Linked DNA regions of Homo sapiens: region 2 is linked to region 1. A link is an interaction called in ENCODE POLR2A ChIA-PET data of the cell type or tissue named here. Cell type or tissue: OCI-LY7. All regions are shown on one strand. Links, peaks and the distances in the headings refer to the core of each region. The heading gives the core; the rest is flanking DNA.

What was found. ChIA-PET counts read pairs that join two places held together with the same protein. Peaks named below come from ENCODE experiments on the same cell type or tissue, not always from the same donor. Only the 100,000 strongest peaks of a DNase experiment are listed, where the experiment ranks them.
Region 2: POLR2A ChIA-PET joins it to region 1 with 7 read pairs; 3 of 35 experiments call an interaction of 5 or more read pairs at or near these places.

What each region holds. Positions count from the first base shown.
Region 1 is chr20:50,919,801-50,922,717 of GRCh38, reverse strand. The region is part of intron 2 of ADNP (activity dependent neuroprotector homeobox); the gene reads left to right. Among named protein-coding and RNA genes, the nearest start is that of ADNP-AS1, 9.7 kb to the left of the region's middle. In OCI-LY7, for the core only: no CTCF peak of the experiment used is centred there; no DNase peak of the experiment used is centred there; H3K27ac peaks cover 1,139 bases.
Region 2 is chr20:51,126,793-51,129,709 of GRCh38, reverse strand. The region is part of intron 1 of LOC105372661 (a long non-coding RNA gene); the gene reads right to left. Among named protein-coding and RNA genes, the nearest start is that of KCNG1, 110 kb to the right of the region's middle. In OCI-LY7, for the core only: no CTCF peak of the experiment used is centred there; a DNase peak (open chromatin) is centred at 1,309.

The sequences.
Region 1 (2,917 bases), core at 234-2,733:
ATCCCAGCTACTCAGGAGGCTGAGGCTGGAGAATTGCTCAAACCCGGGAGGCAGAGGTTACAGTGAGGCGAGATTGCACCACTGCACTCCAGCCTGGGGGACAGAGTGAGATTCTGTCTTTAAAAAAAAAAAAAAAAAACGCAGGAGGACTGGGTTCAGAGAGCTTCCAGATAGTTGAACACACCTGGAGGGTGGCGCCCCCAGAGAGGGTATGGAAGCCCAGTGCCCTTACGCATTTCTTTATCTGTACTTTTTATAATAAACCGGTAAACATAAGTGTTTCCCCAAGTTTTGTGAGATGCTCCAGCAAATTAATAGAACTCAAGGAGGGGGTCTTGGGAACCCCAGCTTGAAGTGTCAGTCAGAAGTTCTGGAGGCCCAGACTTACAGTTGGAGTCTGAAGAAGGAGAGAGCAGTTTTGGGGACTGAGCCCCCATCTTGTGGAATATGACACTGTATCCAGGTAGACAGTGTCAGAACCAAATTAGAGGATACTCAGCTGGTGTCCGCTGCTTGGGAAAAAACCCTACACGTTTGGTCACAGAAGACAACTTCACGACTTCTGTGTGGTGTGAGGGCAGAGGAAAAACAAAGTTTGAGAGTTTTCCCCTAAAGCACCCCTTAAGGGCTACTTGTGAATTATTTCCCTTTTTCACATTGATCTTAAGCCAGATTGTCCACTTACAGCGACAGCAAGTGGCTGTATGCCTGTGGAGTTCTTATGTAGGCAGTGGAGTGCTAGAATCACTCTTTATGCTGTGTCCCTGCCTTGCTGCAATACCTGTTTAGAGTGAAGTAAACTGGGAAGTGCTCCTCACCTCACACTCTCCCTAAATCTAAATTGGTATATTATAAAGTATCCTCAGTCTGTTTTTCTTGTTTAAGTACCGAGGCATCTTCCCCCGCTTTCAAATACAATTTTAGGTGAACTCTTAAATTGATGAAGGGTCGGGGGGCCAGACCTCTGGCTGCCCAGCTTTCACCTTGTCCCTCAGGCATCATCTTCCCTCTGTTTGTATACATATCTTAAACTCTTAGAGGAGTTCAGCCTGAAAACAACTGGTTCTACTGGTGTACTGGAAATTCTGGTGGTCACTGCTAGAATTCTTGCCTGAAATCTGAATACGGAAAGTATCAGGATAAGCAGCAACACAGTAGCAGTTTTCCAGTTGTGGGCACCAGTCTTGTAGTCTGAAAATCTTCCTAAAAGACCAGTGACTCCACATATTTTTTAAAACTTAAGATACGCAAAATCTAGATGACACCTTTATGTTTCTACATAACTGTAAGTCACCTGGGTTTATTTAAGATAGTTGCAGATGTTCAGTTGCCTAAATATTTTAAGTGTCACTGAGCTTGTTAAGAATATGCAAACCTGAGTATGAATGGCTCACACAGATGTAAAATATTGTATAAAAACACTACTGTGCATGATGCATTGTAATGTGTACAGGAACAGATGTTGTTATGGCAACCACATCTGATTCTCAGTCATAATAGTTTGAGCTTTTTGGAGAGGTTATGCCCTGGTGTGAACTCAGAATTTTGAAAGTGATTATTTTAGTATCTCATCTGGTTTAAGGTGATAATGGTAACTGACTTAAGCATTAACTTGCATCATCTCATTTAATCCTTCTGCCATTAAAACAATGAGATAGTGTCCTTCTGCTTATGCCATAAGAAAACAGACCTCTAGAGGTTAAATAACATGTGTAGGATCACAAAGCTTGTAAGTGGCAGAGCAAGGATTTAAATACAGATCTGTCTAACTGTAGGGTGGACCACTGCATCTTTATTTTCTAGCAAAGAAAAGCTTTACTGTGCTATGTCACCCTACCTCTTGTTAAGGAGGTTTGAAGTTATAAGGTACAAATTTTTTACATATGGCTGATAGGTAAGTTTTTGTCCAGGAAAATAGTATTATTAGCACAAATTTTGACTTAGGCTATAAGCTTCACCTGTGAACCTTTTCTTTTCCCCTCGTTTTACTCTTACCCCAGTATCCTATTATCTCATACCTAAGGCAGTGATGGTTTCTCAGACCTCTTAGATTGAGAAGATGTGGCATGGGTGTAAGGTCCCTCAGGTAATTCTGAGGGTTGGGTAGGTCTGGTATCTACTCTTTTACTTAATTGACTTCCTCCAGGCTTTTTTTTTTTTTTTAATGGAGTCCAGGCTGGAGTGCAGTGGCGCGATCTCAACCTCTGCCTCCTGGGCGCAAGAAATTCTCCTGCCTCAGCCTCCCGAGTAGCTGGGATTACAGGCGCTGGCCACCACACCGAGCTCATGTTTGTATTTTTAGTAGAGATGGGTTTCACCATGTTGGTCAGGCTTGTCTCAAACTCCTGACCTCAAGTGATCTGTCTGCCTTGGCCTCCCAAAGTGCTGGGATTGCAGGCATGAGCCACTGCTTTCTTTTTCTTTCTTTCTTTCTTTTTTTTTTTTTTTTTTTTTTGGAGGTGGAATCTCGCTCTGTTGCCCAGGCTGGAGTGCAGTGACTGCAACCTCCGCCTCCCGGATTCAAGCAATTTTTCTGCCTCAGCGTCCTGAGTAGCTGGGATTACAGGCGCACACCACCACGCCCGGCTAATTTTTGTATTTTTAGTAGAGATGGGGTTTCACCATATTCGCCAGGCTGGTCTCGAGCTCCTGACTTCGTGATCTGCCCATCTTGGCCTCCCAAAGTGCTGGGATTTCAGGCATGAGCCACCACACCCGGCCTGGATTAATCCTCTTAAAGTGCCATTAGAATCATGTCCCTTCTGTACTTCGTTACCTGCAGCATCTCCTCGGTGCCTACCAGACATGGCAGCAGACTCCAGCTTCACATTCAAGATCCCCATCCTATCCTCACCCTGCCTTTCCAATCATGTCGTTCCTTGTTACTCAGAAGCTTGACATAGCAACCATTCTGACT
Region 2 (2,917 bases), core at 144-2,643, 210 kb before region 1:
AATGACATCTTGTTTTCATGCACTTATCTTTTATTACCAGTGAGGCTAAATTTATTCCAATATCAGACAGTTTCAGTCCATCTTAGGCATATTACATCAATTACTATGGTGTCCCTAAGAGCACAAAATACCCCAGGGGGGGTTCAAACCAGCATAGATTTCAGAGGCATCTGCTCAACGGGTCTCAGCTAAGTGGTTAACGGTCCCCACAGGGTGCTGCCCAGCCACCAGGGCCTAAAATGTGCTCAGACTCCAGACATGGAACAAGACTGTCTGGTTAATAGCACATGTGGCCCAGCCACCCCAGTGTGGCATTTACAGCTCTCTGGTTTCTGTCAATGCTGCCCCTGCTAAACTACATGGCTGTCTAGTCTGCACTAAGTGCAAAGCTGGCTCCTGTGCGGGGCACCTCACCCACGCCCACAGGAAAGGCTGCCTTGATTTGAACCTCTCCTTGGGGCCTGCAGGGCGGGGTGCCTGTGTGTAAACACACGTGTGGCTTTTTGTTCTCCTTCCTGCCGATTATTTTAAAGCTAGGAGTTAAGTAAGATTCAGCTTGGTGATCAATTCACTCATGATGCTGCCTAACCTGTTGCTGTTTTATAAACTCAGGAAATTCTTCTCATTGATGGGTCTCAGTGTTGAGGGTGTGACAGGCCAGCCCCCTCCCACAATGCTGTGCATGCCTGGAGGAGGGGATGTGGCGTGGCAACCTCAGCTGTGTCCCGATGACCAGCATCCCTCCCCCTTTCTCAGGGGAACTGCACCTCTATTCTTCTTGCCCAAGTCCATCCACGACCCGCTTCCTATGCCCTACCACCAGCCTATGGAACAGGCGGAGTTCCAGACCCCGGTTCAAGTTCCCCACTGCCAGGTGCCAGATGAGTTATCTTCTCAGAGCCTCAGTTTGCTCATCAGTAAAATGTGGACAATAAGAATACCTACCTCCTAATGTGGTTGTGAAGGTAAAACAAGAGTACCTCCATTAACATCATCTTGGAAATGACAGCATGTAGAGCTGATTTCGTTTTTATTTTACAAATACTGATTGTATGGCCAGTTGGATTCCATTGTAATCATGCTTCAAATATAAGCGAGGCATAGGAAAACTTACAGAGAAATTATAATTATTGGATCTGGCTGCCCCCAGGACTTTCTGTGGCTTCGGGTATGGGCCCTGATGCAAGATACATGATCACTAATATTTGCTGACTTGAATTGAGCTAAGGTGGTCAAAGCCAGTGTTTATGAACCGCTGAGTTCCTTTCAGCTTGCAATAGCTCAGTGGTGCATGACTCAGTGGCTGCAGCACGTCTTTTATTCACTCATTCAGGAAGCACTGATGAGCTCAGATGTCAAGTCTTGCGCTGGGGAAGGCCCAAGAAGAGCAAAAAAGGGCACTGTTGTTGAGCTGTTTATCATCCAGAGGAGAACAAACACCCACATATACTACTGTCCAAAGCCAGTGGCCAGAACATATATGATGATACACTCTGACCTGCACCCTCTGCAGCAGTCAGCCCAAGATGGTCAGGATTTGGCCGATGACTGCCAGCTTCCCAAATCAACCCTTGGGTTCCCTTTCACAGTCCTCTCATAGCACATGCTTCCATAAAGGTATCACTGCTAATGGTGAGATCGCGAGGCAAATCCAGAGGAGATGCTCTAACCACTGAGCTGTGCTGCCTGGCCTGGGAGGAATGAAGAAAGAGAAGAAGGAAAATGAAAGGAGAGAAGAAGAAACCTAAGTCCTAAACACAGAGTGACACATTCTCTCCCACAAAGGTTATGAACAAGCCACATCTTCCTTACACTAAAATTAACTCATTCTAGCCTGTCAAGCTTCAGTGTGTTTGAATCACCTAGGAGGCTCGTTAAACACTTGGATCCTGGGACCAACCCTTAGAGGTCCTGAAACCGACAGTCTGGGCTTGGGCCTGGGAATCTGCAATTTTACCCTAAGTTCTCAAAGTCCTTGAACCTCAAAGCATGGTCTTCAAACAGCATCTTGGCTATCACCTCCGATAGTCGCTGCACCTGCCAATGCAAACTCCCAGGCCTGCCCTTCAACCTATTAAATCGGAATGTGTACTTAAAGGAGATCTCTAGGTGTTTTATGTGCACATTAAAGTTTGAGAAGCCCTGCTTTTGGTGATTCTCATTTAAGAAGTCCAAATACCACTTGGAGCTTAATAAATAATACTAACAATGAACTAGGCAGTATTTGGAGTGCTTAACGCGTAATAATTCATTTATGAGTCAAAAGAATTCTATGAGGTAGAGTCGTTTATTATCCCATTTTACAGATGAGGAAAATAAGGCACAGAAAGCTGAAGTAACTTGCCAAAGTCTCAAAGCTGGCACGTATGAAGGATGAGGTTGAAACCCAAGCTGACCAGCACCTGCCGCTCCCACTTGCCTGCTGAATTCACCTGGAAATTGACAAGCCCTGCATCATCCTGGCTGCCTTCCTGGGCCCTGACTTCTCAAACAAGGCGATCAGCAGCTCTTCAAAATCAACAAGAGCTGCACTGCTCTATTGTCCTGTGGCCGAATAACACATGCAAATTACATTGATTCTCTGGGAAGAAAATGGCTGTGTGGGTCTGGGCAAAGTTATTACATTTTCAAACTCAACCAGTTTAGAAAAAATAATTGTGCATACACAAAGACATGCTAGGGGCTCAAATGAGCCCTGCAATTAAATCAATTCATTGCCTCAAATCTGCACTGGATATTAGGTTGGTGCAAAAGTAATGGCAGGAAGAAAAGCTAGGGAAGAAACTTAAGAAAATTGCAAGGAAGAGAAAATATATTTACTATTCATCAAATGGAAGTGGATCGTTAAAAAGATCTTCACCCTCTCTTCATGTTGAACAGGCTGACTAGGAGGAGAAAAGGGAAGGGTTGGTCCTGC